Regions from separate parts of the Homo sapiens genome. Here all the other regions are linked to region 1. A link is a contact called in ENCODE Hi-C or POLR2A ChIA-PET data. All regions are on one chromosome and are shown on one strand. The core of a region is the stretch at or near the end of the contact, and the rest is flanking DNA. Distances in the headings are between cores, read along the strand shown.

The links. Hi-C counts contacts between places; a loop is a spot of excess contacts on that map. ChIA-PET counts read pairs that join two places held with the same protein, here RNA polymerase II (POLR2A). Pooled maps may share reads with other maps.
Region 2: a map with no recorded cell type shows a loop between it and region 1 (4-fold over the local background). The contact joins two enhancer-like sites. A Hi-C loop is called at or near these places in 2 of 37 single-sample maps with no recorded cell type and 1 of 50 pooled maps. POLR2A ChIA-PET finds 5 or more read pairs at or near these places in 2 of 52 experiments (activated T-cell and naive thymus-derived CD4-positive, alpha-beta T cell).
Region 3: a map of natural killer cell shows a loop between it and region 1 (5-fold over the local background). The contact joins the promoter of HIVEP2 here to the enhancer-like site in region 1. A Hi-C loop is called at or near these places in 1 of 168 maps with a recorded cell type or tissue (natural killer cell), 5 of 37 single-sample maps with no recorded cell type and 14 of 50 pooled maps.

What each region holds. Positions count from the first base shown.
Region 1 is chr6:144,348,707-144,351,338 of GRCh38, reverse strand. The region is part of intron 2 of UTRN (utrophin); the gene reads right to left. Among named protein-coding and RNA genes, the nearest start is that of SNORA98, 56 kb to the left of the region's middle. RefSeq lists an enhancer at 2,051-2,160. Within about 2 kb of position 1,343, at least 16 of the 41 ENCODE cell types and tissues checked have a DNase peak (open chromatin) inside an H3K27ac peak, as active enhancers do; they include natural killer cell, where a contact is called at or near this core.
Region 2 is chr6:142,818,425-142,821,056 of GRCh38, reverse strand. All of the region lies in intron 2 of HIVEP2 (HIVEP zinc finger 2), which reads left to right. Among named protein-coding and RNA genes, the nearest start is that of HIVEP2, 130 kb to the left of the region's middle. RefSeq lists an enhancer at 882-1,351. Within about 2 kb of position 1,321, at least 10 of the 41 ENCODE cell types and tissues checked have a DNase peak (open chromatin) inside an H3K27ac peak, as active enhancers do.
Region 3 is chr6:142,943,859-142,946,490 of GRCh38, reverse strand. It overlaps HIVEP2 (HIVEP zinc finger 2), which reads left to right and starts at 1,315. Exons shown (of 10, transcript NM_006734.4): 1 at 1,315-1,392. It overlaps HIVEP2-DT (HIVEP2 divergent transcript), which reads right to left and starts at 2. Exons shown (of 3, transcript XR_001744397.3): 1 at 1-2. RefSeq lists silencers at 1-35, 86-715, 946-1,175, 1,376-1,475, 1,616-1,685.

The DNA of each region.
Region 1 (2,632 bases), core at 94-2,593:
GGTGCATACGGGGCCTCATTTAAACTAATGTCTTATCTTCACTTAGCATCTAAATGTATTTTTTCCTGTACTGACTTGAAATACTCTAACACAAACAGACACCATTTATTATAATCCTTCTTGCAATCTGTCAAGTTATGTTCAAAAAATTTTACAAAGATGTACCTTTAAAGACTGACAACAGCCCCAAAACAGGAGGCAGAATAGTTAGGGCTTAATTTTAAGCCTAACTCCACAGCATCTTTCTGCTAACTCCATGTTCCATAAAATATATAAAAAATGGTTTTTTTCATAAATAAATCTGGGACTTACCATCCATATGGAAATAATTTATCAGTATACGAAAATGTAATAAAATAGTGTATCTAAATAACTACTAGTCTCAGCACAGTTTGGGATGATGACGTCTTCCATATCAGCCAAAAAAAGAAAGAAAATACTATAGAATCTAAGTCCAAAGACTCAAACCTCTGTCCTAGATATCTGAAAATAATATCTATCTTTTAAGGTAGCAGTTAACCATTTTAGAACTCAAAAGAAATTCAAATAAGTCCTCCCAAATCTGCCATTTTGTAGGAATTTCCCTTGGAATCATTAAGAGTATAAAAGTCAGGGATCCAAGCAACAAAAGAAAATGAGCAATGCATGAAAAGCCAAATCACTGACGAATTTGTCCAAAGAGCCAATAAACATATGCAGAGAAGTTCAGTTCCACAAAAAAAGAAATGCAAGTTCAAACAACTATAGACTACATTTCATCTCTCTACATGTCATCTGTTGTAGATGACGATTTAACAGTAAAAGCATATTTGCCCCAGCAATTGCCCAAGTAAGCGAAGATACATGTACACAGGTAGTTTTTAATAATGTTTTAAGTGGGATGCCACTAAATCAGGATGGTTTCAATTTTGGTTCAAAAAAGAAAAGCCATGCTCACCCATAGAGGCATACATTTTTACATTCATAGAAAACAAGGGTAGCAGAAGAAACGAAACTATTAACAATGGTTTTGGAGAGAGGAAGGAAATGACAGTTTTCTACTTTGTAGAATTTTCATTTTGCATTACATTTTTTTTTTTTTTAGAAAACAGTCTGATTACTTAAGATATTTTAAAGGACATTTGAACTATATTACTAAAAATTAAATTTGGAGTCAAAAACGTATTTAAATGCTCCTTTTCCTTGAGAGCAACTCCACACAGAGGGCCACAGGAATTCCTGCCCAGCTCACAATCTAAGTTTCAATACTCTGCAGCTCAGACAGAAAGTTTGGCCTGTGTTCCTTTAGTCCTAGACTAAAATTTCACTTTAGCACAATGGTAGAACCTGGCTATGAGTCATCTTCCTCTGCAAAACAATGAAAGGTCTAGTTCAGTGGGAAAAAACGACTTCAGTTGCCAGTTCATTGAACTGTTCAAATTAAGGTCAAAATACTGGAGCAGGAGCGAGGGAGTCGCTGTGTCCAGATCCTATCTAACCCCACACCAGTCCCCTGAATGGCCCTCCAACCAAGTCTTGAATTTGCAAACGGTTAGAATAGGAAGCACCTGGTGCCCTCTAAGTAGGGGTCAGAGAACGCAAGTGAAAACATGAAACAGATCCAAATCCAGTTTCATGAGCATGCCTTTCAAGTAATGCCAAGGAAAAATATATCAAAAACATGATGGAGTGCACAGCTTCAGCTTAAATATATTTCAAGTACCATGATGAATATAATGTTTGATTTCCTACCCTAGACTCTACCTAAAAGAGCCCATTATCAACAGACTAGGTTTTTATAATTTTTACAGAATTTATTATTCCATTTATTTACCTGGAACTATTACTATAGCTTGCAAAGAACTTTAAAATGTGTAACATCATGAATCCTGACCACACTCTCCCGGGGCATCCTCCCTGGTTGGGAGATCCTGTGATCCTCCTGGTTGGGAGTCCCCTTCTCAGAGGTTCAGTGACTTACCCTGACGATGGCAGGGGTAATGGAAACCCAGATCTTGAGGGCCAAGTCTCATCCCTTAAAGAACTGCTCAGGGCCAGGCGCCGTGGCTCATGCCTGTAATCCCAGCACTTTGGGAGGCTGAGGCGGGCGGATCACGAGGTCAGGAGATCCAGACCATCCTGGCTAACACGGGGAAACCCCGTCTCTACTAAAAATACAAAAAATTAGCCGGGCGTGATGGCGGGCGCCTGTAGTCCCAGCTACTCGGAAGGCTGAGGCAGGAGAATGGCGTGAACCCGGGAGGAGGAGCTTGCAGTGAGCCGAGATCCCATCACGCGCTCCAGCCTGGGCGACAGAGCGAGACTCCGTCTCAAAACAAAAAAAAAAGAACTGCTCAGTACCATGTTAATCCCATTTCTCATTTTCTCCACCCAAGATTCTTTTCTTTTGTTTTTGTTTTTTTTTGAGATGGAGTTTCGCTCTTGTTGCCCAGGCTAGAGTGCAATGGCGCAACCTCTGCTCACCACAACCTCTGCCTCCTAGGTTCAAGCAATTCTCCTGCCTCAGCCTCCCTAGTAGCTGGGTTTACAGGCATGCGCCACTAGGCCCGGCTCATTTTGTATTTTTAATAGAGACAGGGTTTCTCCATGTTGGTCAGGCTGGTCTTGAACTCCCGACTTCAGGTGATCTGCC
Region 2 (2,632 bases), core at 72-2,571, 1.5 Mb after region 1:
TGCCTTGATCTTTGCTTTTGAAGCCTTCTTGTCAGCAACATTGGCAAGTACACCTTTGAAAATTTATATCTGAATTCTTGTGTTTTGAAAAAAAAAATGTTTGTTAGTGTTTCTCTTCTTGAACACTGGTTGATGCTTTGCCAACTAGTTAAAAGTCTGCAAATCTGAGTGCTGGCTGAGAAGCTAAGCTTGCTATAACTAGTTATCCCCAGATGGCCAGATTCTGTTATGTACCACTTTTATAGATGCTCAGTGGTTGCCTACATGGGGTTATGAGGTGTACTGTTCCACTTGTTTTTGCCAGGCATGCACAGTACATTATTTGATAGGCTGGGACAGATGGTATAGCTCAAATGAAAATGATGAGGGAGAAAAGAAAGTGAAAAAAAAATAGAAAAAGGGCATTTGATTTTCTAATTCACATTTCGGAAGTGAATTTTAGCGTCTGTGATTGACTAATAAATGCAGTGTTGCTGTAAGACTTGAATTCATGAACGTCTGTTTAAACAGCTATAACTGAGTAATCAGCAGGAAGCAACCTTTTCCTTCGTGGATGCTGTCCCAAACTTCATGGGGTCTCCTCCAGATCTGAAAATGTTTGGGCCATTGAAAGACATCAAAAATAGATCTGGATATTTCAGAGTATGATATACCACCACCAATACCAACCAAAACAGAAAAATCCCAATTATATTTTTAAACTGGAAGAGAGGGAGGGGAGGTGGTGAGGATACAGAGAGAGAGAGAGAGAGAGAGAGAAGAGAGAGCGAGCCTGGTAAAGTAGTGGTGATAAGGACAATTAATCAGTCTTCGTACAGCTGCTTCCTGACATTTCTGCAAATTGTTGTGGAAAAATTAATGAAGGTTAGATCAGTAATAGTTTCAAGCTTGGCCAGTGGAAAGTATGACAATGTTTCCATCAGCAATTAAATCGGGCTGCTTTCTTTTTTCTATAGGGGAAGTGGTATGATGTATGTTCCCCACAGGAAATGGAAAACGGCAGCTGAACTGTGTGTGAGCCCAGGTATGGAGGAGCATTTGGGAGTGCTCCAGCCGCCTCTCCTTGATTAGCACCACAGATTTGCATTTTTCTGCTGAAAGGATTTTGCTATACAACACGCCGAAATCCTTCCTTTAACAGAGAGTGAGAATCTTGGGATTTTATTGCACGGACATGGATGTACTGTGGATCTAAGCTTTGGGAGCCAGAAAGTGGAACTTATGACAAACAGAAAGTGAAACTCACCTATCTAATTTTATTTTTCAAGCTGAAGGTAGTTCAGTACAGGCCCTGTTCACATCCTGTGTAACCCTATGGGATTTTCCCCAGTATTAGTTAAAAATTTTCCCATAGGGTCACACAGGATGTGAATTAAAGTAAACACTTAACAAGCATGATGAAAAGGAAATTAGCTTTCTAAATGGTCCTTTCACTGTTAACATCCTGAATAGTTATTAGAAACATGGGAAAGGGTCACTTCGGTGTCTCCTTATCAAGTTGTTACCTTATAGTAGAATATATGAATCTTCTTCCCTGTTATATATGAAATGGATTTCCTTGTATGTGAAACTTAAATTTACAAAAGTATTTTTCCTTTTGGAAAACATTAAAAAGCTTAGCAGAAGTTTGTAGATTCTTGCTTCATAGCCTTTTCTGGGGTAGAGGTTTATAAACCCCTTTAAGATTCATAAAAGCTCCTGACTCTTTTCCCCAGGAAAATGCACATAGACACAACATTTTGCAACATTTTTGAAGTTTTGCATATCTCTTACATAGACCTTGAACCCCAAGCATTTTTCTTTTTTTCCCCTTTTTTCTTTTTTTAAAATTTGAGACAGGGTCTCACTCTGTTGCCCAGCCTGAAGAGCAGTGGAGTGATCATAGCTCATTGCATCCTGGGCTCAAGCAACCCTCCTGCCTCAGCCTCCCAAGTGGCTGGGACTACAGGTGCACACCACCATGCCCAGCTAATTTTTTCCTTCCTTCCTTCCCTCCTTCCCGCCCTCCCTCCCTCTCTCCCTTCTTCCCTGCCTCCCTTCTTTCCCTCCCTCCCTCCCTCCTTTCCTTTCTTCTGTCCTTCCTTCCTGACAGGTTCTTGCTATATTTCCCTGGCTGATCTTGAACTCCTGGCTTTAAGCAGTCCTCCTGTCTCGGCTGCCCAAAGTGTTGGGATTACAGGCTTGACCCACCTTGCCTGGTTCCTGGGCATTTTTTAATGGACTGGGTTTTAAAAGCTTTTTTTTTCTTTTCTTTTTCTTTTCTTTTTCTTTCTTTCTTTCTTTCTTTCTTTCTTTCTTTCTTTCTTTCTTTCTTTCTTTCTTTTCTTTCTTTCTTTTCTTTCTTTCTTTCTTTCTTTCTTTCTTGTCTCTCTCTCTTTCTTTTTTTTTTTGACAGAGTTTTACTCTGTCCCCCAGGCTAGAATGCAGTTGTGCAATCTTGACTCACTGCATCCTCCACCTCCTGGGTTCAAGAGATTCCCAGGCCTCACCCACCCAAGTAGCTGGGATTACAGGCATATGCCACCACGCCTGGCTAATTTTTTGTGGAGACGAAGCTTCATAATGTTGCCCAGGCTAGTCTTGAACTCCTGACCTCAAGTGATCCACCCGCTTTGGCCTCCCAAAGTGCTGG
Region 3 (2,632 bases), core at 66-2,565, 1.4 Mb after region 1:
CTGGTTTTTCTGGTTCAGCCTCCCTCCCTGGGACGCGCTGGGGGATCCGATGACGTCGTTGGCTGAGTCTCTCCCTCTTCCTCCCTCCCTCCCTCCGCCTCTCCCCCCGTCCGCCCTCGCCGCGCACTCCTCCTAGTAACTTCTGTTCGGGGAGGCGCTGCCAGGAATAACCCGGTGCGTCCACAGCCCGGGAGGGGAGGCGGCCGCTGCGGCTCCCGCACGCAGACAGCTGCGGCCCGGGCCTCGCGGCTCCCGCCTGAGCCCGGCGGCCCCTGCCCCGGGCCCATCTCCGTACAGTGTCAGAAAAATAAATAAAGGCAAGAGGAGCCTGGGCTGGCGGTCGGGATCTTTTCCCTCCCTCCGCGCCCGCCCTCCCTCTGTCCTTAAGGAAATGCTACCAGACACCCCCCACCAGACACGCTCAGCCTTGGCGAGGAGCGGCCGCCGCGGCAGCGAGAACAAGGGCACCAGGGGGGTTTCCTCCCCCTCCTCCTCTCCCTCCTCCTCCCCGTCCTCCTTCTCCTCCTCCTCAGCGGTGACTTTCCAGGTGAGCGGCCGCCGCGGCTGCGAGGATCCCCCTCGCCCGCTGGGGCTCGGGCCGCCGCGTCGCGCCCTCCTCCCGCCCCTGTCACCCGGCGGCGGCCGGGAGCTGACAGCCGCCCGAGGGGCTCGCGGCCCGGAGGCGGGCGGCCGGCGGGAGGCGGGCTGGAGGTGAGGGGGTGGAGAGGAGGAGAGCGGGGCGCCGCCGAGCGCCGTCGTTCCCCGCAGGAGGGTCTCCGCACAAACATCTTCGGTGACTGTGGCACAAGTCTTTGCCAAGTTGTGTCTTGGACCTTGACGCTCCACGGAGCCCAGAGCAACTTGGAGGGTCTCCCGGCTCGTTCACAGCGTTCCTCCACGTCTCGCGTCTGGGGTGCTGGGTGCAGCCTCGGGGTGCGCGGAGGGCGGACCGGCCACCGCGAGAGCGGAGCGGCGGGAATCTAGGTCCCTCCTCGGCTCGGTAAGTGGCCTGGACGCTGGGTTTTTCCTGCCTCCTTCGGCGCTGGGAGCTTGTTTCACTTTATATTGGAATCGCCGCCGCCGAACTCCGTCCCCCGCTCCCCGGCGTGTGCCCCCAGCCCCTTCCCGGTGGCCCGAGGGTGAGGGTCGGAGGGGGCGGGGATGGGGGAGACCGCGGGAGGGGTGTCGGGCGCGTGGGGAAATGCGGGGAATACCCTGGCCGCGGATCTATGCAGATGAGGGGAGGCTGCTTTGCGTAATGTCCTGGGGGGAGGGGGCCGCGCGGGAGCGCTGGAGGCAGGAATGTGCCTGCTTACTAATGAGCGACGTGCACCGGCGCGCACGGCCCGGCCACCGCTGCGGCTGCGGCGGCCGGCGGCGGCCCGTTGTCAGGTAGCGGGGGAGGGGGCCGCGGCGCGCGGCGCAGGCGGCCGGGCGGGCTGGCGGCGCGAGGCCCGGGCCGCCGGCCTGCGGCCGAGCGAGCGCAGCGAAGGCGCTGGCTCTGGGCATTTCAGTGACTCCCTTTACCTCCCGGGCAAGGAAGGAAGGAAGGAAGGAGCGAAGGAAGGAAGCGAGGAAGGAGGGGACTGTCTCGATGGAAGGTTCAGGCGGAGGCGCCCTCGCCTTGCGGGTGCACCGGCTGCAGAGCGGCTCTGGCCGCTGCCGGCTGGACCCGGGCGCGTGGAGACGGGTGGGGGCGGTTTGCATGCGTGTTTGTCTGTCCGTCTGGCGGGGGATCGGGAAGGGACATGTGTGTTTGGGCTGTGCACTGTGGGGAACTGGGTCTGCGCCTTTATGTCTGTTCCCTGAAGTGGGTGGAACGTTGGCCCGTTCCGGGAATGTTCCATGACGTGGTGCAGCCACAGGAAGGGGGTTAACGAGGGGCTCTCTGCCGCGGCGGCACTGCCGGCTGCTATCAAAGCAGATGTGCTGCTGCTGCTCCTCCTCCTCTTTCACCTCCTTTCACCCCCACCCCCCGCCTTTCCATTCTGTGCCTCTGGTACTGGTAGGGGTGAGACAGGAAAACATTGCTCTGGGTGTGTGCGTGTGTGTGTGTGTGTGTGGGTGTGTGGGGGAGGGGGTGCTGATGTGCATGTGTGGGGTCTGTCGTATTTGGTGGGGGGGGGGGGTGGACTCCAGATCCGCTCTGCTACCCCAGCTGTTATCACAGATCGGTGCGCTTTATACGCATGTGCCTCCCGCGTTCTGTCCCTCTTACATAACACATCCAGTGCAGCAGAGGACATGAGAAAATGCGACCCCAACCCTCCAAGCCCAAATTGGGTGAGGGGATAGAAGGTCAGGAAGCGTCCCTGGGTGTTGTCCTTCAGGGACTTGGTTCCCAGTGGGGGAAAGGAAGAAGGGAAGGAGGGTTTCTTCAAGTGGCTCCTCTCATCTCTGACTTAAAAGCATCTAACTAAAAAGGACTGCAGGCACTAGTCTTCCCTAACGGGAAAGCTTGTAACTAGCTACACCAAGGGAACGGGGGCACTTTAACCTCGGGAGTGCGGAGAAGAGAGAGGGTCCTTAATCAAGACACTTGGAGGAGAGAAGCAATAATGTGTGGGCGGCGGATGGGGGGCGCTGGGGATGACTTCGAGGAGACCAGAGGAATCTCTTGATAATAGGTTTC